2 separate regions of the Homo sapiens genome follow, and region 2 is linked to region 1. Evidence: read pairs that join two places in POLR2A ChIA-PET (ENCODE). Cell type or tissue: HepG2. All regions are shown on one strand. Links, peaks and the distances in the headings refer to the core of each region. The heading gives the core; the rest is flanking DNA. Region 1 overlaps LOC105373324 (a long non-coding RNA gene). Region 2 overlaps SH3YL1 (SH3 and SYLF domain containing 1).

Region 1 (12,578 bases), core at 2,463-10,462:
TTCAAGGGACTTTAAAAAAATTCCTGCAATTTCTCTTTAAAGGTTCTAGAACAGTTTTCTATGTCTTAAAGCTAAATAATCACAAAGAACTAACTGTTCTCACATTCTGTATTATAAATATGTAAGTCAGAAAAGGAACAGACAAAAGAATAAAAACACATGCGTGAACAAATGGGCCTTGGTTTACATTGAATTGGATCTGGCAATGAACATGGGTTATAGTAGTATTTTTGTGTGTAATTTTACACGAGTGGACTGTTGACAAAATAAAAATTGTCTGCAATCACTATTTGGTGGTATATTTGCACAAATGGTAAACATATACATAGAGGTCGTGGGAGAAATTTATTTCATGGCTTACCAGAAGACAGGTTAAGTTGGGACATTTAATTGTTTCATTACTGCTACATTTTATAATGCACTTGTATGGGCAAGGTATTTAAATGTATTATAATAACTTTTAAATGCTCAATGTTACAGAGGAATTATTAGACAAAGTACTGATACCTTCTTTGTGTGTGCTTTGAAGGCACGAGGAAATAATAAAGCGGCCCTTTTCCCTTTTCCCATCTATTTCCTGAAGGCCAAGCTGTGCTTCTGCAGATTAGACCTCTGTAACACACACACACACGCACACGCGCACACACACACACACACACACACACATTATAGCCTTTAGGGGTTTAAAGGAGGGAGAGAATTTGCCTGGATAACTCTCACCTAGGTATTTTCTGGGGAGATCTAGAATCGTCTAAGGGGTTAAGCTGGACTAGCCAATGGGAAAACAAAATGAAGATACTGGGGAGATGTTCCCAGAAGAGGAGCATTCCTATTGGGCTAGGCCCTAGTCACATGCAATTCCCCAGATGTGGTTGGTGTGGCCAAGGTTCCAGTGTTTGACTGCTGCCTTCTTGGCACTTCTCGTGCTGTGAGGAGCATCCCCTCCCCAGTAGCAGGGGCAGTGGTCCTCTCACCCACTTCAGAGTAAAGGGCCAGCAATTGGCAGTCACAAGAAAAGTAGTGAGACAGGAAGGTGAGGAGCATGAAGTCCCACCATACCAGCCTCCAGTGTCTGGCACAGAATCTGACGAGGAACCTCCGTGAATTGGAATCTTCCACATCTTGATACATGGGAGTTTCTGTTAGATATAATTTGACTTATAAAAAGAAAGAAATATGGCCAGGTGCGGTGGCTCACACCTGTAATCCCAGCAATTTGGGAGGCCGAGGGGGACGGATCACGAGGTCAGGAGATCGAGACCATCCTGGCTAACACGGTGAAACCCCATCTCTACTAAAAATACAAAAAATTAGCCGGGTGTGGTGGCGGGCGCCTGTAGTCCCAGCTACTCGGGAGGCTGAGGCAGGAGAATGGTGTGAACCCGGGAAGCGGAGCTTGCAGTGAGCCGAGATCGCGCCACTGCACTCCAGCCTGGGCGACAGAGCGAGACGCCATCTCAAAAAAAAAAAAAAGAAAGAAAGAAAGAAATATGACCTTCTTGCATCTAAATATTGTAGAAGAATTAATGATCGCAACCTGGATGTTTTACATTCTGAGATGCTATTAAATCAATATTAATCATGAATGTATTGATAATTTTTTAGAAGAATAGAAGAGATCTCATCATATTAAATGAAGTATATCAATTATAAGACGCATGCTAACTCCAGAAAAAGCAAAACATGAAAAAAATGTGTCTTAGAATGGAAAAATGCAGTAGTTAAACTATTTTTAACTAGAATTTAAATGCAACATTTTAGGATATGAAGCCCTCAACTCATTTCGAAAACTACTGGCTCAGATGACCTCAGCGATAGGAAACCTCTAAAAGATCATGAGTCTAATCAGATAATTTTCTGTGCCTTTGCCTGAGAGTCTAGCTGAAAGTGGTGCCGTTTTTACAGAAAAGGAATAACGTGTCCTGAACTGGGAACCCTTCACCGGCCACCATTCCTGGAGGCGCTTCACTGTGGAGTTTTGGTCACCAGAGGGCTCCAGGGGACTACTGGGGAAGGCCAGGACATGGAAGAGGGCCTAGAGCCAGGGTTACCCGGGAGGGGGTGGACCCATTTTGCCAAGCACCTGAGGACCAGGCCATACAGAATCCTCTCAAAACCACCCGCACACTAGGTGGGAATAAAGGATAAGAGAAATTAATGTGTGCTTAGCATGTGAGAGCCGACATTCATAGTCAGGCTGAGCAAAGAAATTCATACAGAAGGATGAAGCGCACGTTATGAGACAAAGAACACCCAATTATAAGACAGAAAACCTCGGTTCTGGGAAATTCCTGAACTGTTTGCCCGTCCATGAAAGAGTAATAGTGATACCACCTTCTCCACTTTTTCTTGTAACAGAACTGCCCGTTTCTTTCATGCTCACAGCTAAGTGTTTAGTAGAAATAATTGACAAATATAAGGTCATTTCTCTTACACAAAAGGTTCAAGAAAACTGAGAAAGATTTAAAAATTCCCAAATGAATGATTTTTCAAGGCACAATATCTTAATTTACATAAAGAGAAATAATACATTTTGTCTTAAATAAAGATTTGCCCACATCCTAAGTGTGGCATTGTAGAGTAGTTAAGATATTTCTTCAAAAAAAAATTATATCAAAAAATCTGTACTTTTTGAGTGGGGATTATAACACACAAACCTGGTGCAATATATTTAAAACAAAGCAGAGATTAATTAATAATTAATGATTCCCCATCACCATTTTCAGAAAACCCAGTAACTTAGTGCCTTAAGATGTTCAAATCATCCCAAAAAGTTGAGTTATGAAATATTTTCAAAACCCTTTCTCAAGCTTTGCTATTCTAGCTTTAGCTGGAAGAAGAAGCTTCCAAGTTAAAGATGGTAGATGAAATACTGACCCAGTTGTTTCCTTTCCCTCCCAAGAAACCATGATGGTTATCCATCATGGAGAGAGAACAGCAAAGACAAAAATTGATTTGGTGGCCTCGCATCCGCGAGAAGGAGCATCATCTGTGCACCTTCCTGGGGGTGAGGGGCGGAGAAGTGAGGCAGGCGTCAGAAAACAGGAGGGTCGATTAAAATCTGTACATTGACAGTCAACCCTCATTATCCTCCCTCACCGATGCCTGCACCCCACCCCTCGGGTAACCAGTGAGTAGAACACCAACAACCAACAAGCAAGCAGCTGCCTTCCAGAGAGGAGAGGAGAAGGTTTTCTCCAGAGAAAGGAAACCATTGAGACCAAACGCATCACTTACTAACATGTGGAAACCCCATCGACTCCCTGAAGCAAAACCTCTAGATGAGCCTTTCACTAATGATAACACAGACTCATTCTCCTTCTTCACATGTCACTATTAAATGTGAACAGTGAAGAATCACCTCGAGATGAGCCTTTCACTAATGATAACACAGACTCATTCTCCTTCTTCATGTGTCACTATTAAAGGTGAACAATGAAGAATCACCTCTAGATGAGCCTTTCAGTAATGATAACACAGACTCATTCTCCTTCTTCATGTGTCACTATTAAAGGTGAACAGTGAAGAATCACCTCTAGATGAGCCTTTCACTAATGATAACACAGACTCATTCTCCTTCTTCATGTGTCACTATTAAATGTGAACAGTGAAGAATCACCTCTAGACGAGCCTTTCACTAATGATAACACAGACTCATTCTCCTTCTTCATGTGTCACTATTAAATGTGAACAGTGAAGAATCACCTCTAGATGAGCCTTTCACTAATGATAACACAGACTCATTCTCCTTCTTCATGTGTCACTATTAAATGTGAACAGTGAAGAATCACCTCTAGATGAGCCTTTCACTAATGATAACACAGACTCATTCTCCTTCTTCATGTGTCACTATTAAATGTGAACAATGAAGAATCACCAGACATTTCAGGGAAACCAATCCCAATGGGAAAAAAGACCAAGGTAAACTGGGAGGCAGAATGATTGTTGAGAACCTAACATTGTAGCAAAATAAGAAATAAGAGTTTTATATCATCATTCACTTAGTGGTAGTGTCTGGGGTTTCACTATACAAATATATCACTTTGATATATATATATATATATATATATATATATATATACATATACACACACACACACACACACACAGACACACACACACACACACACACACACATATATATATATATATTTTTTTTTTTTTTGGCGGAGTCTCAATCTGTTACCCAGGCTGGAGTACAGTGGTGTGATCTTGGCTCACTGCAACCTCTGTCTCTTGGGTTCAAGTGATTCTCCTGCCAACTTTTGTATTTTAAGTAAAGACGGGGTTTCACCATGTTGGCCAGGCGTGTCTTGAAATCCTGACCTCAGGTGATCTGCCTGCCTTGATCTCCCAAAGTGCTGGGATTGTAGGCATGAGCCACCATGCCTGACCTGACATAGTTTTAACTATTAGAAGAAACCACAGGAAGCTACCATTTGAATAGATCAAACATTAGCAATATATTAAAATATCAGCAATTTCATATGCTCAAGATTATTTTTTAAAAAATAAAAAGAGAAGAGAATTGATTCAATTTCTAGGCCAGCAACCAAAGAAAAAGCAAGAAATGGAAGATTTTACAATTATATAGTAATAGCAAGATCTTACATTTCTATTGAGTTTTAAAGATTACAAAACACATCAATATACATTGCCTTGTTTGATCTTTAAACAACTCTATAATTGTAATTAATATATCTAAAAATTGTAACTCTTGAGAAATCCAGGACGAAACAAATGAAGCCTAAACACAGCTTTAATTTGCCAAGTAATGGGTGGAGAAGGGATCAGAAGCTGGGCTGACTGACCCCACGTCCTCTTCTTCCATTACTTAAAAGAAGTCAGCCAGCACAAAACCTTGGGAAGGACCTGAGATAAAGGCAGTGGGAAAAGAGCAGAGTCAAGGATGATCTATAAACAGAGGTAAAAGAAGGAATGCCTTAAATACAAAAACATATGTCCACAGAGCTGGGAGTTGTACAAAGCCATGTAATTAGAGAACATCATGTTGACAGCAGACTCTTGACCTGGGGGAAAAACGTTCACGACACTGACTCCAAGAAGGATAAACTTGAAGGATTCCAGATGTGAGGCAGTCAAAGCCTCACTTGGAAGCACTGTACAAATGTTCATGTCAAGAACTGAAATGAATTTATACCCACATAAAACTACATGTAGGGGAAGGCTTACTTTGTAAGATGTTTCCGGACACTACATTAGCAGCTGTACCGCACACACTTACACAACACAAACACAGGCAAGCTTGTCACCTGCACAGCTGGAGGGTTAGCCTGGACAGGGCGATTACAGTCTCTCCTGAACCTCTTCCTTCTCGTCCGTGACTGAATCCTATTCACATGCTATAAGGACCATGGGCTTGTGGAATCCAACTTAGCTTCCTTTAGAACCAAAGGATGCCTCTGTGACACATGCAGAAATGACTTCCTTTTATTTTTCATTCAGTCCGTAGGAAGAGAACAGCTGCAAGAGAGAGAAAGAAAATGTACACGGTGGCTAGGTGGAGACGGCACCTGAAGAGTGAGTTTCATGTTTAGCCCCAACAGTTTATAAACATTCATGTGGTGATTAAAGATATTCCCCAAAACCAGAAAACACAACTGAGTCAGCTTCTGTTAGTGAGCATCACGCTGCAACCCAGGGGCCAGATGTCCTTGGAAAAGATCAGAGACATAACACAAATGAGTCAGCTTCTGTTAGTGAGCATTGCGCTGCAACCCAGAGGCCAGATGTCCTTGGAAAAGATCAGAGACATAAAACATCGCCGCCTCTGTTTATGCAACTTACTGAAGTTTACATGGAACCCCCGTGCCCTCCCTGCGTTTAACCTTCTATGCAAATGACAGAGACTGTCACTAGAGAAGGAGCAGTAGATTCTCATCCAGTTCCACAAGTCAACACGAGCATTGTCTCACTCCCCATGTTGACAGCTGCAGAGGATTTTCCATTCCCTGCCCCTACTGCTTCCAAAAACATCGGTTTTACATTGCCATAGCTAATGTTAACACCTCCTAGAATAAAGGGGGAATCACCACCGAGTGTCAGTTCTGGTTCAGACTGTGGAGTGAGGGTGTTATTCTTCTTGCATAAAATGTAGTGACTCCACATTGCACCAGTGGCTTGGTAAAAAAGACAAAATTTCTAGGGAATTAGTATCGATTATTTTTAACTATCATAACCTTGGCTTTATTGACACTTTGTATTAAACAGATCTCACTTGCCAAACGCCACAGGATGCAAGCCAACAGACGGGCCCAGAGAGCTCTCGTGAGCCGGAACTGTCACATAAGAAGCAAAACCACGAGAGAGAGAACACCACCCACATCCAACACAGCATAGCCACCCTGAAAGCCTCAGCATGTAAACTTTCGTGGCACCACCCTTTCTTTTAGAAATGTGTTTAGATTTTATAGACTTTTGCTAGACTTTGTTATGTAAGCTTTATGTACTGAAAGGTCTTAATTAAAGATTTTTAAATGTTGAGTAAAATGTTCACCAGTATAGTTTGTAATATATATATAACAAACCTGTCATATAATTTATTTTCTTTAAAAACAAGGCCCTTATACAAATTGCCCATGGAACTTTTATTTAGAATTTAAGGTCATTTGGGGCTTAGTGTCATATAAACAAAATTCTCCCAATTGCTAGGGTCCTCTTGGGGTGCTGCATTCCTGCGAACCATGATCATGCCAGGCTTTGTCAGTGATTGGAAAAACAGATCCTTCTCTGTCTGGGAGCTCAAATGCCTAGGGTGATGCCAGATCAAGTTTTCATTACTGAGTCATACATTCCTAAATTCAGTGTATCTCAGAAAAACAGACATACCTTTAACTCACAACAGTTTAACCTGACAAAGGTCTCAAATACTTCTATTGCAATAAAAATTGTGAAAAGGCTATCTTGCTAGAGATCTCTGACTCAGAGAAGAAAGTGAAGGTTGGGCATGGTAGCTCATGTCTGTAATCCCAGCACTTTGGGAGGTTGAGGCAGGTGGATCACTTGATGTCAGGAGTTTGAGAGCAGCTTGGGAAACACAGTGAAACCATCTCTGCTAAAAATACAAAAATTAGCTTGGCGTAGTGGTGCTTGCCTGCAGTACCAGCTGCTTGGGAGGCTCAGGCAGAATTGCTTGAACCTGGAAGGTGGAGGTTGCAGTGAGCCAAGATTGAGCCACCACATTCCAGCCTGGGTGACAGAATGAGACTCTGTCTCAAAAAAATAAAAAAATAAAAAATAGGCCAAATAAATAAGAGAGAGAGAAAAGAAAGTGAAGAATCTCAGTGACTGCAGCATTTTGGAACAGAATTTCTTTCAGGGAGGAATAGGGCACTGAGTATAAAAAGCAGCAGTGGAAAGAATTGCACAAACCCCTTTTCCATGCACTAGGTCTCTGGGTATAACTTTTATGAAGTTTAATTTCCTTCTAGTTGAATAAAGGTAGCAATGTGTTGCCTTTTACGTTGTGTATGAAGAGCCTAGAATGATGATCGACACCAAAAAGGAGTCAGTAATTTGATCCATTCACTCTTGGGTGCTGAGCTCCTCAGGGCATAGGCAGGAGGCACAGCTGGAAAGCCACCTGTGGGTGCACAGGTGCTGCTGGAGAGCAGAGTGAAGGAGGAAATAGGACAGGTGCTAAGGAACATGCAGGTGGAGCTGGAACACAGAGTGCAAGAGGGAATAGGCCAGGTGCTAAGGAACATGCAGGTGGAGCTGGAGAGCAGAGTGCAGAAGGGAGTAGGTCAGGGGCTAAGGAGAACACAGGGGCAGCTAGAGAGCAGAGTGCAGGAGGGAATAGGACAGGTGCTCATGAAAACACAGGGGAACCTGGGGTTCAGAGTAAAGGAGGGAATAGGACAGGTGCTAAGCATAATGCAGGTGCAGCTAGAAAGTAGAGTGCATGAGGAAACTAGAAGAGATGCTAGAGGAACACACTGAGATAGGTCCTGAGGGCTCCACTGAACCATACTTATCACTGCGTTTCAGAGTTCTTTCTTCTCATGCATCTATTTAAAAGGTGATCATTTGTGCACACTTTCTATCCTGCAGTGTAGCCATTTTAAGTATTCCTAACTAAATTGAGAGCAATTTAAGAACAGATGTCTTCTTGCACACACATGTTTATAGCAGCAAAATTCACAATTACAAAAATATGGAACCAGACTAAATGCCCATCAACCAACGAGTGAATAAATAAAATATTATATATATTATATATATATATGTATACACACACACACACACACACACACACACACACACACCATGGAATACTACTCAGCCATAAAAAGTAAAAAAATAATGGCATTTGCAGCAACCTGGATGGAGTTGCAGACCATTATTCTAGTGAAGTAACTCAGAAATGGAAAAGCAAATACTATATGTTCTCACTTATAGGTGGGACCTAAGCTATGAGGATTCGAAGGCATAAGAATGATAAAATGGACTTTGGAGACTTAGGGGGAAAGGTGAGAGGGGGTGAGGGATAAGAGACTACACATTGGGTACAGTGTACACTGTTTGGGTGATGGGTGCACCAAAATCTCAGAAACCATCACTAAAGAACCTACGCAAGTAACCAAAACCACCTGTTCCCCAGAACTATTGAAATAAAATAAAATAAAAATAACAGATATCTTATTCCTTTGGTAGTCCCCAGGGCCTAGCTCAAGAATTTACTAAATGCTTGTAAAATATAAGAATAAATGGAACAACTGGGTAAGCACAGCTCATGCAGAGACATCCAGCCGTTTCAGAAGTGTTAAGGTTCAGAGCAGTGGGCCCTGCGTAGGTCCTGGGTCATGGCATTTCCAGGAGGCACAGCCGTTTCAGAAGTGTTAAGGTTCAGAGCAGTGGGCCCTGCGTAGGTCCTGGGGTATGGCATTTCCGGGGAGGCACAGCCATTTCAGAAGTGTTAAGGTTCAGAGCAGTGGGCCTTGGGTAGGTCCTGGGTCATGGCATTTCCAGGAGGTACAGCCATTTAAGAAGTGTTAAGATTCAGAGCAGTGGGCCCTGCGTAGGTCCTGGGTCATGGCATTTCCGGGGAGGCACAGCCATTTCAGAAGCATTAAGGTTCAGAGCAGTGGGCCCTGCGTAGGTCCTGGGTCATGGCATTTCCAGGAGGCACAGCCATTTCAGAAGCGTTAAGGTTCAGAGCAGTGGGCCCTGCGTAGGTCCTGGGTCATGGCATTTCCAGGAGGCACAGCCATTTCAGAAGCGTTAAGATTCAGAGCAGTGGGCCCTGCGTAGGTCCTGGGTCATGGCATTTCCGGAAGGCACAGCCATCTCAAGCCTCCTTATTTATGGTGCGTGCTCTAAACCTCACACAGCACAGGCTTTTCTTTAAAAACATCAAGGTGAAATAAACCACATATTAATCTAGGTGGGCAATTAGAGAACCCACACAATTTAGTTGTATAATAGTAAACTTCTGCTGCATATTTAAAGGAAAATAGATAATATACTTTTTTTAAAAAAAGTGCAAATTATTCCACTATTTCTGAATACTCACTGCTTCCCATTGGAGAAGATGTAACCTAAATTACCACCCCATCTTGAGAAACAATTGTTCTCCTTTTATTTCCTTTTTATTTTCCCTTTTTTCTATTCTGGGCTTTTAATAATGCTTAGTCATATGATTTACTTAGATAACTTCAGGAACCAGCCTTAAAAAACTAAGCATAGAATCAAGGTTGCAGATTACCCCACCCTGGGAAGAATTCTGAGCAGTGAGTCTGCATTCCTGTTGCAGTCAAGCTGATGCCAGGGAGACCATCAGGTGACCATTGCTCAAGACAGTCATTGAGACCACACACACTGACCCACACATGGTCAAGCCCTGCACATAATTTCTCTACATCCTCCCCCCACAAAAACCTTCCAGCCAGCCTGAGAAACTTGAGATGTTCTTTGCAACACTGGTCTGCCATCTTCTCAGATTGTCAGATTTTGGGTAAACCCACTTTTGTTCCCACCAACTCTTGTCTCTTGAGTTTGGTTTTCAAGCAGCAAGCAGCCAAACCTGGGTTCAATTACAATTTGTGGCACCCAGCATGGTGCTGTGCACCTCAGGTGATCTAGCCTGCCTAGTTTTCAGTGGGTGGAGAAGTTGTCCTAAGCAGCATGTCAGAACTTACCCATTCACGCTACTGGGCAGAGCAACAACTTGCTCAAGAGTGCCAGCTGATCATGGCTATCTGACCCTGTGGCTGGGGCCAGGATTCCAGGAACGTCCCAGCAGCTACCAACAACTCTTTTTCTTGGAGATTTTCCCTTTTCACCCCTACGAGGCATCAGCTGCCTGCAACTCTCAGCTGGTGCAAGAAAAAGTGGTATCTGAGGAGTTGATGGCTTCAAGACTGGGTAAGTCAAGCAAATGTGCACAGTGGGATTCTCTCTCTCTGACATTTGGGCTTTAGTGCCATTTGGACCTAGCACAGGTCGTTTGTGGTACCAGATTGTGTGAGATAATATTCTAAAAACAAATACCTAATGTTAAATGACGAGTTACTGGGTGCAGCACACCAATATGGCACATGTATACATAGGTAACTAACTGGCACATTGTGCACATGTACCCTAAAACTTAAAGTATAATAATAAAAAAAAATCTCTCCTGTCTCCCTTTTTGAGTATTAGTTTGGGAGTCCTCCATTTGTGTCAGTTTCCATTTGTTTGTTATTTAATGGTTTAAAAACACGGGCAAATTCAAAGGCATGCCAGGTTTTTTCTTTTTGCACATGTTTTAAAACGAAAGGACAAATTACAGTAAGAAAAATTTAGAACTGAAATGATTAACCTGCAACTTTAGAGTTAAATAGAGTCCTCTGAAGCTCTCTATGTCTATTTCTTCATTTTCTTTTCTGCCTGCTTTGAATATGCTATATAGTTATTAAGCTACTGGTGTTGAGATAAAGCTCACTACAGTACTACTAATTCAAGGTTATTTGGATTTTTTAAATACATTTATCCAGTTCAAGCTAAAATGTAAACATTAAAAGCTCATTTAAAACAGAAAGAAGAGTTAAAAAGATTTTAAAAAATTGAACTGCCATGAAAACTGCTTTACCCAAAATTGTGGTCCATAGCTTTTATTGGATTTACCCACTGGGGCAAACAAAATGTAGCCATTTGGACAGGTCCCAATTTTGTCAAAAATAATTTGGGTTCATATATCTTTTATATGTTCATGAGTTTGTGATGCTATCTAATGGCTAGAGTTTCAAGGTAAAAGCTATTGGATCTTTGCTAGTGTGTGTATACATGTTTAATGTGTTGATGTATATGTATGTGTATTATGTTGTGTGTTGTGTCTAGCATGCTACCAAATTAGATTATAAATAAATGCTCATAAATCAAATGAATAAGTTCAAATGCTTTTCAAGTTCATAAGACTTAAGAAAATCTTTAATAAATAAAATGCTTTTTAAATTATTGGTACAGTAAAAATAGAACTGTATTTAGAATTGTCAGCATATGTTTTTGCCTGGGTTTAATGGTTATTTTGTATTTGCCTCTGCTGGACATTTTAGGGTGTCAATGTTTGGCATGTGAGTTATAGGACTGGAAACCCAGCCAAAAACAGAATAATCTTTGTTTCTGTGATTGTTTTTTGACAAATGAGATTGATTTAAAATTGTTGGCTCAATAAAAACAGCTGAATCTTCTGAGTTATCAGCAAAATACCTATCTCCTTTAACTTTAGAATTCTTACTTTGGTAAAAACTTGATGTTCACAGGTTTTAAAAATGGCTAACAGAAATAACTTTAAATAATGACTAGATTTTTTTCTGATATCTTAATTTTCAGAAGTAATCTAGATAGGCTGTTAAAAATGAAAGAATTGAGTACACATAAATGAGATAAATGCTTGTAGGTAAACTTTTTGCATAACTTAAAATCTTAAAATTATTTTCAATTAAATAATGGATGCTCATTGGATGTCTGGATCATGTTCAGTTAAGAAAGGGTTACAATATAGAGACATAATTTCTAAAAATTGTAGAGTGGTTTCATCTATAAAATCCTAACATCTTATAGACAGTTCAGGATTTCTTGCTTCCTGGTTTGAACTAAAATTTAAAGTTACTAAAATAAGAAGTATAGTTAATATATAATTATGCAAGTTGTGTTCTTATTACAAATAATAATTTTATGCAATTTGGAGGTTAAGAATTATTTATAAAAAAGATAAAAAGAAATCAGTAGGTAGAAGAGACAGTTGTGAAAAAATTATAGATATGAAGATATATTTTTGGTAAGGAAGGTTATTAAAAAGAGAATAATTTTGTGTGAAAAAGAATCTTATATGGCAAATTTTTGTTCTGAAGTAAAATCACTGATTATTTTTAAAAGAGGGACATATAGAACACATCAAGAAGTCCAAGCATGTTGTCAATGGTCTCCATAAGTCATAATGAGGTTTGTAAAAGAAAATTTACAAAACAAATTTTATATGTAATTAAGTTGGCTACAACAAAAAGAAAATTATTTATAGTAGTCTTTCTAAGATTGGTCCCCTACTGTTAAAACATAGTTTTCTTAAGTTATTAACT
Region 2 (12,578 bases), core at 2,247-10,246, 74 kb after region 1:
TGGGAGCAGACGCTTCCCAATCTGCCCCTCTCTGGCTGCCTCCTACTGGAGAATTCTCCTGGCTTAGCTATTTTACGGATAAAATGAGAGCGATGACAACCACCTTCCATGGCTATGAAAATGATTCCATAATAGCATGTGTACAAGTTTTGTAAAAAAAAAAAATGGCCTGGAGCGGTGGCTCACGCCTTTAATCCCAGCACTTTGGGAGGCCGAGGCAGGCGGATCACGAGGTCAGGAGATCGAGACTATCCTGGCTGACACAGTGAAACCCCATCTCTACTAAAAATACAAAAAATTAGCCGAGCATGGTGGCGGGCGCCTGTAGTCCCAGCTACTTAGGAGGCTGAGGCAGGAGAATCACTTGAACCCAGGAGGCAGAGGTTGCAGTGAGCTGAGATTGCTCCACTGCACTCCAGCCTGGGCGACAGAGCAAGACTCTGCCTCAAAAGAAAGAAAGAAAGAAAGAAAGAAAAGAAAAAGAAAGAAAGAACGAAAGAAAGAAAAGAAAAGAAAAGAAAAAGAAAGAAAGAAAGGCAGATAGTTAAATTATTCAACAAATATTGGATAGTACTAACCGATTACGTGTGTGCCATCTATGTGCTTGAAAGGAAAACCCTGTGTGGTTACAGGTCCTGTCATTGTCCCATTTTACAGAAAAGGAAGCATTCATGGGTGTCTCGTCAGTCTCTGTGGACGTAGGTGTGAAGTTTGAGAAAGTCTCGGCCTTCCCGGTACTCACAGTGCACTTGAGGGCTGGTCCTTACTATTTGTGGCTGCTAGGACATGGTAGGGGCAAGTTCCCAGAGAAGCCAGGTCCAAAGGGGATGCTCAGCTCAGCCAGTGACCTGAGTCAGAAGTGCCCTCAGAGGTTGGTCCCTTCAGGAAGGACGTGTCTACCCTCCAGCCCCTCCGTGGTCTCAGTGGGCACCAGATCTGCTGTGATGAGAACAGCCTGAGGGAACCACTCTGGATACCCCATGCTCCCGTTCTGACTCCCTCCCTCATTAAGACAGCAGGCGGGAGTGCTCTGTTAGGATGGAGGCTCAGACAGAATCAGAGAGTGCTTCATGGAGAGCAAACAGTGCTTTCTGTTAACATTGAAAAATAGCCGACTGCTGTGACATCACTGCACACTCACAATTACACGCAGAGACTTATCTGTGGGGCTCTGAGAAGCAAAGTCAGATCATGGTTAAGAAGTTTAAAACTCATGTCTCCAATCCCTAGGAGATGCTTCTTATCTCTGTTTGAAATTGACATTTAAAAGTTAATAGTTATGTTATTTAAATGAAATTCCATAGTTAATTTCCATACTGTCATGAAGACAGGCTTTGCAATAAAAAGTTTCTGTAAATGGCAAGCCTAAATAAGCTGCAAAGATGAAGAAGATATTAAAAATAAAATTATATTTTGTGTCATTTCAAGGGCTTTTACTGTATAAATCCATATTTAATCATCAATATAAGCCCAGAGACTCATATAAGGCTATCTTTAACTGTGTTTTGCAGATGTAGAAGCTGAGGTGTGGAGAAGAAAAGCTACTTCCTAACATCACAGACTGGAAGCACCCAGGTCAGAATTGGAGCCAGAATGGTCTGACCCAGTCTTCTCTCTTACAGCTCACCACTGTCTCGTATTGTCTTTTAAAAATAATACTGGTTTGAGAGGAGAAGATTGATTATTTATGTGTAAAGTAGTCACCCCATGGCCCAGGATGGTCTTATTTTGTCAAAAATATGAACAGCAATTCCACTGTGCAGCGCACCAGTCTTGAGAATTGTTAACAAAACAATAAACTATTGAATCATCACAACTAAAAAAAAATAAAAATAAAAATAAAATAATACTGTGTATCAGTCTAAGGCCCAGCACGGTGGCTCATGCCTGTAATCCCAGCACTTTAGGAGGCCGAGGTGGGCGGATCACCTGAGGTCAGGAGTTTCAGACCAGCCTGACCAACATGGTGAAACCCCATCTCTACTAAAAATACAAAATTAGCTGGGTGTGGTGGTGCACGCCTGTAGTCCCAGCTACTCGGGAGGCTGAGGCAGGAGAATCGCTTGAAACTGGGAGGTGGAGGTTGCAGTGAGCTGAGTCCATGCCATTGCACTCCAGCCTGGGTAACAAGAGTGAAACTCCATCTCAAAAAAAAAAAGAGAAAAAAGAAAAAAAATACTATGTATCAGTCTATAAAATGCTTAAAGTCTTTCTATTTCATTTACTGGATGAAGGGACTACATTTTACTTGCTCTTGTTTTTCAGGGCTTCTAATGTGCCCTATGGCTAAAAGTCCAAAATTTTCAAAGAATTACCATGGAAACTCTCAATTTTTGGTCTCTAATATATTGAAATTTAATACAGACATCATTTCTGAGTCTCTCATCATTTTTGAAATAAATGCTCAAAGCATGCCCCCAGCCTCACAAGGAGCCAGAGGGTTGTGGGAAGAACAGGTTGTGACTTAGCACAGTTTAGCAGCATGATCTATTGAGAGAAAAAGGCCCTTCTACAAGGAGGGCCAGGGGACTGGGTGGAGGTGGGGAAAGGGGAAGAGAGGGGAGGGAGGGAAGGGAGGAGGAAGGGGAGGGAAGCCACAATCACTGATGAAAATGCACTTTCCACCAGAGGGCGATATTTTTGAAAGCTTTGATTTGGTTGCACATGGTACAAAAATGCAGTCATGATAAGCAAAACTAAAATATGTTCCTTTTATACTACAAATTTATACAGCAGTGAGTAAGAAAGATTGAATAAAGATGAAAAAAGAGTTAGAAATACTTCCTCCTAATAAGGCTGAGGGAATTTACAACTATGTCAACAGGGCAAATCTACAAAGGATAGCTTAGGAAGAAATGGACTGAAATTTGAGAAGAAAATGAGTTGAGCATACCAGGAGATTCAATTTCCAGGCCCTTGCAAAACGACAGACTGAAGATGAGCATCAGCCCTAAGAGGATCCCCGTGTAGGAGGCCTCTGTGAGTGTGCATGTCTGCCCGACAGACGCCACAATCCCAGGAGCAACATTATAAACTGAAATAACGTGAAGTTCTTCTTTACTTAAAGAATGTGGAGGGATTTGAATATCATATGTTACAAAACTGGATTTTGCCACAAATGATGATGCACTGCCCACGTAATTTCAATGCCCACTGAAGGAGAACAGTGGCTTTGCCATGAGCAGTCCATAAACTGCCAATGACAGCTGGCCAGGTGTTGGGATGTGCCTGTTATACAAATGTGCATGAGACAGAAGCAGATAAAATGGCGAATGAAAGAAATCCTACTACTAAGGAAAGAAAAGGAAAGTAAATGGGAACCATCAGATAGCTTTAGTTAGACATTCATCGAGAAAATAAAGGAAACAATTTTTCCTAAGTGCCAATGGTAACAATAAGAACGCTAGGAAACCTCTCAGTTTTCACAGGTTGCATCTTAGGTGTCTTCAGAGGATATGGCAGTTGTATGGACGTGCACAAGCTACTTACCTCAATTCCTATTTCAAATCCTCCACCAAGGCCAGCTATCCCAATGGCTGAGGGTGCAGACCATTCTAATAAAAAAACAAACGAACGTTATCCTAACATTAAAACACCCTCGACATGTAAATATAGGAAGGAAAAATGCTAAAATCTAAAGAGTGCTTCTATTGAAAATAATGAGACTTGGTATTTCCCCTGATTTTAAAGTGATCTTCAAAAAGAATATGTAATTTTTAAAAAGTTAAAAATATTTTTAAAGTATTAGATATTCATTATGAGTCTCATAGCCTCACAAGCCCATGTCCTCTAATCTTTCTCTACCAACATGCATAAGACCACCAACTACTGGTTCCCTAACCATTAGCCATACAGAGCACTTGGTAACTTCAACTGTCAATATTTTTATAGAACAACTTAGCTGTAGGTCTAGTCTTCAGCTAGAATTTTGTCACAGATTTAAGAGATCAGAAGGATTCGAGAGAGTTGATTATCTAACGGTAACATAATAATTGTTTCCATTGTAAATTTCTGAGGGCAAAAACTGTTTTAACACCTCTCGTGCTTAAGCAGAATAAATAGGCTATAAATTCAAGGTTATTAAAATTCTAACAAGATAAATCACATTTAGAAACTAAGTACAGTAATTCCATTTGCCATGATACGGCACATTTTAGGATTACTATATGCTTATTTTTCTTGATATAGAAACTCATGTTAAACAAGTCTAGAAAAATGTATTTTCAATTTGGTGGGGGGATGGTCTGGCCAAAGCACTTTTTGAAAATGGTTGCTACCATGCATGCTAGATACTAGAATATTGCTGAAATATATCCAGAACTATCCTACCCAGGCTTAGAGAAGTTTGGCTTACAGAAATTAGTGTCTGATAATTTTTCGTTCCCTATGTTAGGAACTGTCCCTGTGTTAAGATGGCTGGTCTTGGCCAGGATCCTGGGGAACATGTTGTGTCTTATTTGGACAGTTTTTAAATTACTCTCAGCAGAGTCAGCAGCTGCAGCTCAGGAAGAAGGGAGAGAAATGTAGGTTTTAAAACCAGTAGAAAGGTTTGCTGGGGCTCTGAGAGGAGCCCAGGGCTTGGTATTGACTGTCCCTACCCTTGGTCAGCAAGTCACCCCATCAATGGAGCAGTTGGGGACCTGAGACATGCAGGGACTTTCTCACAGACTCTGAGTCCCATCTGACAATGGGCTCCCTTGGAATGTGCCTCTACTTTGTTTGGTTTTACTGCTGAGAAGTCTGCTCATGGAAATTTGGATAATGCTTGAGAAAAAGAGAATTATTTTCTTCTCATTTTCAAAGCCACACATTGAGCTATGAAAACTGATCCACATAATAAGGAAGAGGTTTTTGTTGACTGCGGGGATACCTTGGTAAGAAATGGTGAATCTGCTGACTGCTATTTCAAGGCCATATATTTCACAAATGTATATATTGTATATTTATTGTCTGTAAGTGTCCCATGCTCTCTCAAAATAAAATAAAATTATGCTAAAAAACTGCTACTAATAGAAAAACGTGTTCACTGAACAGCAAATGTTAAATTGGTATAAAAAACATTTTAGTTAGTTTTGACACACCTGTGTCCATTTTAAATACTACTATAAATGTTAGTACTTGGGATTCATGGCAAATATTTTGATTTCATCTCTAAAGAATCAAGTAGTAGATTTCATCCCAGAAAGTAAAACTCGATGATACTGCTCTTGATATGATTCTGCCTTGGGGAAAACTCTTCAAATGTCACAGTTTTTATGATCTACCACAGAAACAAAGAAATTCACATATGGCCCCTTATTTTCATATCAATTTCCATAAAACAAAAGAAAGCAGCTACACCATGAAGTTGAGGAATAAGAATTCATATTAAACAAAAGAAATGCACATACTGCCATGTTTCAATATTTGCTCCACGGAAGAATTACAAAATGCATGCAAAACAAAGTTATATCTACCTGTCTTGTCTTCTCTAATATTTTGAGGACAGAGAGAGACGGAAAGGCTGGTTCCTGTGGCTTGTTCACTGACACCAAACTGCACGTTCAGTCGAGTAGCCCTTATTACATAAGTTTTAGTTGATATGCAGGAAACCTGTCCTACTCGCTATGCAATGTGTTCACATGAAAACAGACAGAACAAAGAATGAAGACTCTCTACTCCAGTGAACAGACGCCAACTTACTTCCATCTGGAAGGCGCGCCACTACAATCCCGCTGCCTCCTCTGGCAGTCACCAGGAACCCGGCTTTGATCACAGACAGAATTGCAAGGCCTTTAGCCTTCGCAATTACGTGAGCTGTTAACGTGGAAAACAATGGGAAGGTAAGCATTTTGATCTATGTGCCTGGATAGACGAGCAAGTGTTAAACAGAGTCAGTGTACACAGAGGTTATCTCTAGGAATTCGGGGCACACAGGAGCAATGAACAAAAGTCAGTCACTCAACAGATGGGCACGAGGCCTCTCTATTCCCATGAATGTTTTTTGTGTTTGCTATTTTTGCAGTGCTAAACACAACATCATAAATATCCTCACATCCTGTAACTGACAAAATAAATTAGATATTTGAAAGAGATTTTATTGCTATCTATTAGCAGGGCAAATATTTTGGCAATTTCAATTAATTTAGGATATAGTACATAAAAGATAAAAGCTACATTTTCAAAGAAATTAAGATCCATATAGTATTAAGGAGAAACTTTAAAAATTACAAAAAGGCAGCATGAATTAGAACTTTGATCTTAAAGCCACGTAGCTAAATTAACCTTGTATTAATATAAAAATTTGGATTCAAAAACAGAAAAATTAAGTAATTTTCCAATGTTAAAACATTTTCAACTTTATAAAATGATCTGCTATAGCATTTGAGTACCACTTAACTATTAGTACACTGATAATATAATTCCATTTAAAAATATTGGTTTATTCACATGTCAGAGATGTTCATTACATAAAATGAGGGTTATTGGTATATGTATCCACTGAATATAGTGCCACACGATTCTGTGAATTTACGACACAATAACACCTCATTCAAACTAACGAGGGAAGCCTAACATATAACTTTAAGGTAGTTTAACTTATTATTATTTTTATCAAATATTCTGCCAAGGAAGTGAAGTCAGACATGGGGCTCTAGTACACAGAGCAAAAGCTTTGCAGATGACCCAAGAGAACACTAAAATTCTCATGTAATTATGCCACCATTTCAAAGTTTAAATTAAGAACCGACTCTTGGAAATAATTCATCCAACACCATGAAGTTTGCATGCAGAACATTTGTGGAGCTGTTCTTAATAAGAAAGCTACAGAAAATAAGGTTGCATCCTGGATGGCTGTCTACTAAGTGTACTTTATTTTTGTATTTTAAAAGGTTATAATTATATTGTAACAAGATTGAAAGCTGTATTATATGTTGTGCAGATTTATTTTTACAGCCACCTGTTGGCAGAATGTCTTCCTCACATTCTGTTCTCGATGCTTCTAGAGTTGCTATTGCCCCTATTGGGAATATTAGATATTAACAAAAGCACATTTTAAAATGGACATATTCCACATGTCAATTATATTTTTACAGATTTCCACTCAAATTCAGGGACACTAACATATTAATAATCCCTGAATAATCTGCCAATTAGCTTTTGATTTATAACATAGAATGTACCAATTATAGATTTAATTGCTAAATTAAGTTTCACCTACTTCTTAGAATCCTAACATTAGAGGAGGCCAAACACACCACTGGGAAGGTTTTAAGATCTAGATGTCTTGTTTAAATATTTTGTAGATGCAACTGTTTATCCTATGAAATAGCATCTTTGTTTTAATGTAAACATAATGCCCCCCACCAGACTCCCAGGAGAAGTGGGCCTGGATCTCTGTTGGCTGTGGAACTTCCATCGTTGCCACACCCATGCTTTGGGGCAATCTCTTACTTAGACTAACATGCAAACAGAATTTCTTTTTCTGAGCTTCACCCACTGAGACGGGCTCCTTCAGAATACTGATACTGAAAATCTAGTTTTTCTTGTTGAGTTTTCTTTAAGCTCTAAAGCAGCGCTTCTGAAACTAGTGTGTGTGTGCACCTCACTGGGACCTTGGGAGGAATGCAGACTGATTTGTGACGTCTGAGCAGATTTCTCACAAGCTCCCAGGGGATGCCAAGCTGCAGATTCAGACTATACCTGGAGCAGTAAGGCTCTAACAAGCACCGTTTCCTCAAGACAGGAGAAGTCACCGGGCCAATGCAACAACAATTAATATCATGATTAAGATTATTAAAACAACAACAAATTTTTAAAGCATTAAAGTTCTATTAAATAACTTTAGATATCTGGCTTAGAAAAATTAACTTTATCTCTTTAATGCAGGACCCAGAGTCATGCACTCTGATTAACTAAGAGGGAGGCTGGTCTGTAACACTGTCCAGGCTAACTGGCATGAGACAAGTATGCTATGAACACCCTTTGGAAATAACTAGAAGTGGTGATGAACAGATAGTGGTTTTCAAAGGCTCCCCTCTGGACTGATCTTATGTGTCACTGACTACTTAAGAATTACATGAGAAACATGTTTAAAACATGCATTCCTGGACACACTGCACTAAAAGTCTGATTCAGCAGGTTTGGAGTGAGGTTTAAGAACTGTGCCTTTATGGTCTAGGGGATACTGATGCACATCTGTGTTAGGAATTACTGATTAATGTCTTAAACCGCTAGAGAATGTAAATGTCTTATGTGGAAGGAGGAAACACAAAATTAAAATTTATGTATGAGATTAGCTGGTGAGTTTGCGAGGTTAGCTTGCAGAGTTCTTAGCACGCGATGCAAAGGACAGGCGAGGCTGCAGAGAGCTCAAGTGGAGCAGGAACATGTGGTGTTTAGGGCGCTGGCACCCTGGGATGGGAGGCAGGAGAAAAAGCCTATGCAAAAGGGAGAGACAGGGAGGGAAGAGGCCCTGCTGGTTTGCCTGGTCTGCAGCTGGCCCTGTCCAGACCCCTTCCACCTGGAGTAGCAAGGCCTTATGATGACTGTTTTCTCATGATGGGAGAAGTGGCAGGAATGCAACAATAATTAATATCATTATTTTATCATTATTAAGATTATTCTATCAATAACAAATTTTTAAAACAGAGCTCAGAGTCACGTGCTGTGATTAATTAAGAGGGAGGTTGGTCTGTAACATTGCCAAAGTTAATTGGCATTTGGATCTCCTTTGCATGAAACAAGTTATGCTGTGAACACCCTTTGGAAATAACCAGAAGTTGTAATGAACAGGTAGTAGTTTCCAAAGCATCCCTGGATCAGTCATGAGAAAAAAGGTGGTGGAACAAAAGGTGGCTGAACTACTTGTTGGCATTGATGGAGGCTTCTGCCTGAAATGGAGTGTCGAACAATGCAAAAAACAACTTAGGAAAAAGACATTTAGAGACAAACAGCACTCATCCTATTTACCTACCAGGAATGATCTTATCAGGTCCATTTCTGGAAGTTATTTCTGTGAATTCTCTTAATATTTTGGCAGCCTTTTTTGCTTCTGATTTCAAATTGGAAGGTATAGGGTTATTCACTGAAACATAACAAAAGATATTTTAATGAAAAATTCTGCTAAATAGAAGTGAGAAATTTATTATTATTTCATTCTTCTCATATACAATTGTCAGAGGTGTTCAAACCAGAGGGACTCCATTTTGAATAGGAGCTGGGTGAAATAAGGCTGAGACCTACTGGGCTGCATTCCCAGAAGGTTAGGCATTCCAAGTCACAGGATGAGACAGGAGGTCCGCACAAGATACAGGTAACGAAGACCTTGCTGATAAAACAGCATGCAGTAAAGGAGCTGGCCAAATCCACCAAAACCAAGAAGGCAATGAACGTGACCTCTGGTCATCTTCACTGCTCATTATACACTAATTCTAATGCGTTAGCTGCCAAAAGACACTCCCACCAGCGCCATGACAGTTTACAAATGCCATGGCAACATCAGGAAGTTACCCTATATGGTCTAAAAAGGAGAGGACCTCTCAGTTCCGGGAATTGCCCACCCCTTTTCCAGAAAACTCACGAATAATCCACTCCGTGTTTAGCATATAATTGAAAAACAATTGTAAGTATCCTTAGTTGAGCAGCCCATGCCACTACTCCACCTATTGAGTAGCCCTTCTTTATTCCTTTACTTTCTTAATAAACTTGCTTTTACTTTATGGACTTGCCCTGAGTTCTTTCTAGCACCAGGTCCAAGAACCCTTTCTTGGGGTCTGGATCGGGACCCCTTTTTGGTAACACAATGAAGCATTACCACAGCATAGCCTATCAAAGGAAATGACTGGAAATCCTCATTGACAGTATCATCTCTATTTCTCCTAATAAATCAAATCTATGCTGAGAGTCAGAAACTCTAAACTCTCATCTCAGAAATTATAAAATCCTTGGGCCCCAAAGGATGTTAAACAAAACCTGGCCAAACCTCCCTGTTATGTATCTTCTTCCTGCAATTAACAGACTTCAATACTAATTTAAAATAAGAATTTAAAATTTAAAAATATATTTTGTAACTATCTATAATATATAGTATAAATTTAATATATTTTGTTGTTCTTGCCAAAAATGTTGGAACTGGCTGCCTGTAGACTTTCTGATGAGTAAAACTCTAGGAAGACTTGGGAATTGAGCCTACAAGTAACGCCGGCCTGCATTTCTATGGCACTTTACGTTTACAGTGTTGCCTGGACATTCATACACTCATCAGAGGGCTTGTCATAACAAAGCTCACATAATTCTTCCAGCTCTGAAGTATATCGAGAAGATAGACTATTCTCTTGTTACTGGACGAGGGATCAGCAGAGCGAAGAAGCTGAATAGCTTCAGTGTAGGACCACAAGTGCCCTGAGGCTGAGAAGTTCTTGTCTCACTGTCTACAATTAGGAGGCACATGCGTGACTGACTGCAGGATGCCAGGATCTGGAAGGTTGAAGGCATTCATTTCCACTGTTTCGCCTCAGTAATTTACAGAACAGAGATGAAGTACGCTAATGGAAGCTTGCTTTTGTAAAAGGAAAATAAATCTCAGGACCCCAGAATCACTGAGCCAAGGGAAAAGTCAAGCTGGGAACTCTGTGAGGCAAACCTGCCTCCCATTTTATTCCTAAAAAGATAGCTACAAAGGTAAGAAGCTACACACCTCCCTCACAATTTGATCACAAGGAAATTCCCTGTGGACAACAGATGGAACTCAGACTCATCCCTCTGCTCACGTGAGACAAATGCATATCTGATTGTTTCCTTTGCCCTGTTGTTTCACTAAGCCAGACTACAGCCTAAGTGACTATTCCTGTAAATCACAAAGGCTAATCAGACACTCAAAAGAATGCAACTGTTTGTCTTCTATCTATTTATGATCAGGAAGCCCCCTACCCACTTCAAGTTGTCCCGCCTTTCTGGATCTAATCAATCTTACATATATTGATTGATGTCTCATGTCTCCCTAAAATTTATAAAACCAAACTATACTCAAATCGCCTTGAGCACGTCATCAGGACCTCCTGAGGCTGTGTCATGGGCTGTCCTTAACCTTGACAAAATAAACTTTTAAAATTGATTAAAACCTGTGTCAGAGCTCATGTATAAACTCATGGTTTATTCTTTCGACAGATCAAATGCTGAAACAGCAGAGAAAAAAATCCCTTTCTTTTATTCAGCAAAATATAAATATCTCCAATAAAATGTGATATATTTTGGTGCCTGGAATGTTTGAAACATGTAATTTATCTTAAAAGTGAAAACTGGCTGGGTACTCCCAGCACTTTGGGAGGCCAAGGGAGGAGGATCACTTGAGGCCAGGAGTTCGAGACCAGCCTGGGCAACATAGTGAGACCCCCATCTCTACCAATAAAATGATTTAAAAAATTAGCCAGTCATGGTCCTTGCTGAAGTCCTTGCTACCCAGGAGGCGGAGGCAGGAAGATCACTTGAACTCAGGAGATCAAGGCTGCAGTGAGCTATGACTGGGCTACTGCACTCCAGCCTGGGCAACAGGGCAAAGCCCTGCCTCAAAATAAAATAAAATTTTAAAAAGTGAAAACTGACTTAGGGTCATTTTGGAGTTCTATTTAAATTTCTTTAAAAGATGTCAGTATCAGTTCTTTGTGGCTCAACACAGGAGTATTAACAAGATCCAGACCAGGAAAAAAATCCATCCCAAGATTCATCAATGGTATTAAGTCAGATAGAGGAAGGTATTTCCACAGATACTTTATGCAAAATTAAGTGTGCATGATGCATGTGTGTAGCTCTTTACTCCTTTTAAAAACAAGTGGCATCACAGCATTAGTGTATTTTGGCATGTTGCATTTTTTAATCAATGTTATCTCAGAATAGTTAAAATACTGCCTCTCAGTGTAGGCTTTTCAAATCAACTTCATGAGATACAATTTACAAAATGAAATCTACCTGTTACAGGTATAGCTCAGTGTGCATGGACAGAGGTAGAGACCACTCCTGATCACAGCATCCGTGCCCTCTGTAGTGGTCACTCCTATACCCAGCCCCTGCCTCAGGTTAGTGCCAATCTGATTTCTGTCATTAAGTATGAATTTTGTCTGTGCCAGAACTTCATATAGTCATCAGTGTGTGTTCTTTTCTGTCTAGCTTATTTTACTCACCATGAAATTACTGAGACTCAAATTGCTGCACAGATCAGCTCTTCCTTTTTGACTGCCAACTGGTATTCTAATGTGTGGACATAGCACAATTTGTCCTTCCAGTCACTGTTGATAGACAATTGGGTTGTTTCCAGCTTTTGGCTATTACAAATAAAACTGCTATAAATATTCCTTTGTAAGCCTTTTGTAAAAAAATGTTTTATGGCCGGACACGGTGGCTCACACCTGTAATCCCAGCAATTTGGGAGGCCGAGGTGGGGGGATCACCTGAGGTCAGGAGTTCAAGACCAGCCTGGCTAACATGGTGAAACCCCATTTCTACTAAAAATACAAAAAATTAGCCAGATGTGGTGACGTGCGCCTGTAATCCCAGCTACTCAGGAGCCTGAGGCAGGAGAATCACTTGAACCTGGAAGGTGG

What was found. Peaks named below come from ENCODE experiments on the same cell type or tissue, not always from the same donor. Only the 100,000 strongest peaks of a DNase experiment are listed, where the experiment ranks them.
Region 2: POLR2A ChIA-PET joins it to region 1 with 14 read pairs; 6 of 35 experiments call an interaction of 5 or more read pairs at or near these places.

Annotation. Positions count from the first base shown.
Region 1 is chr2:170,285-182,862 of GRCh38, forward strand. It overlaps LOC105373324 (a long non-coding RNA gene), which reads right to left. Exons shown (of 4, transcript XR_922689.3): 2 at 5,274-5,484. Among named protein-coding and RNA genes, the nearest start is that of SH3YL1, 87 kb to the right of the region's middle. In HepG2, for the core only: no CTCF peak of the experiment used is centred there; DNase peaks (open chromatin) are centred at 5,337, 5,787, 6,277 and 6,797; H3K4me3 peaks cover 1,588 bases.
Region 2 is chr2:244,049-256,626 of GRCh38, forward strand. It overlaps SH3YL1 (SH3 and SYLF domain containing 1), which reads right to left. Exons shown (of 10, transcript NM_015677.4): 2 at 8,957-9,067; 3 at 5,683-5,796; 4 at 3,490-3,554. Among named protein-coding and RNA genes, the nearest start is that of SH3YL1, 14 kb to the right of the region's middle. RefSeq lists a silencer at 9,127-9,327. In HepG2, for the core only: a CTCF peak has its summit at 2,630 (motif pointing right); DNase peaks (open chromatin) are centred at 2,623 and 5,823; H3K4me3 peaks cover 1,782 bases.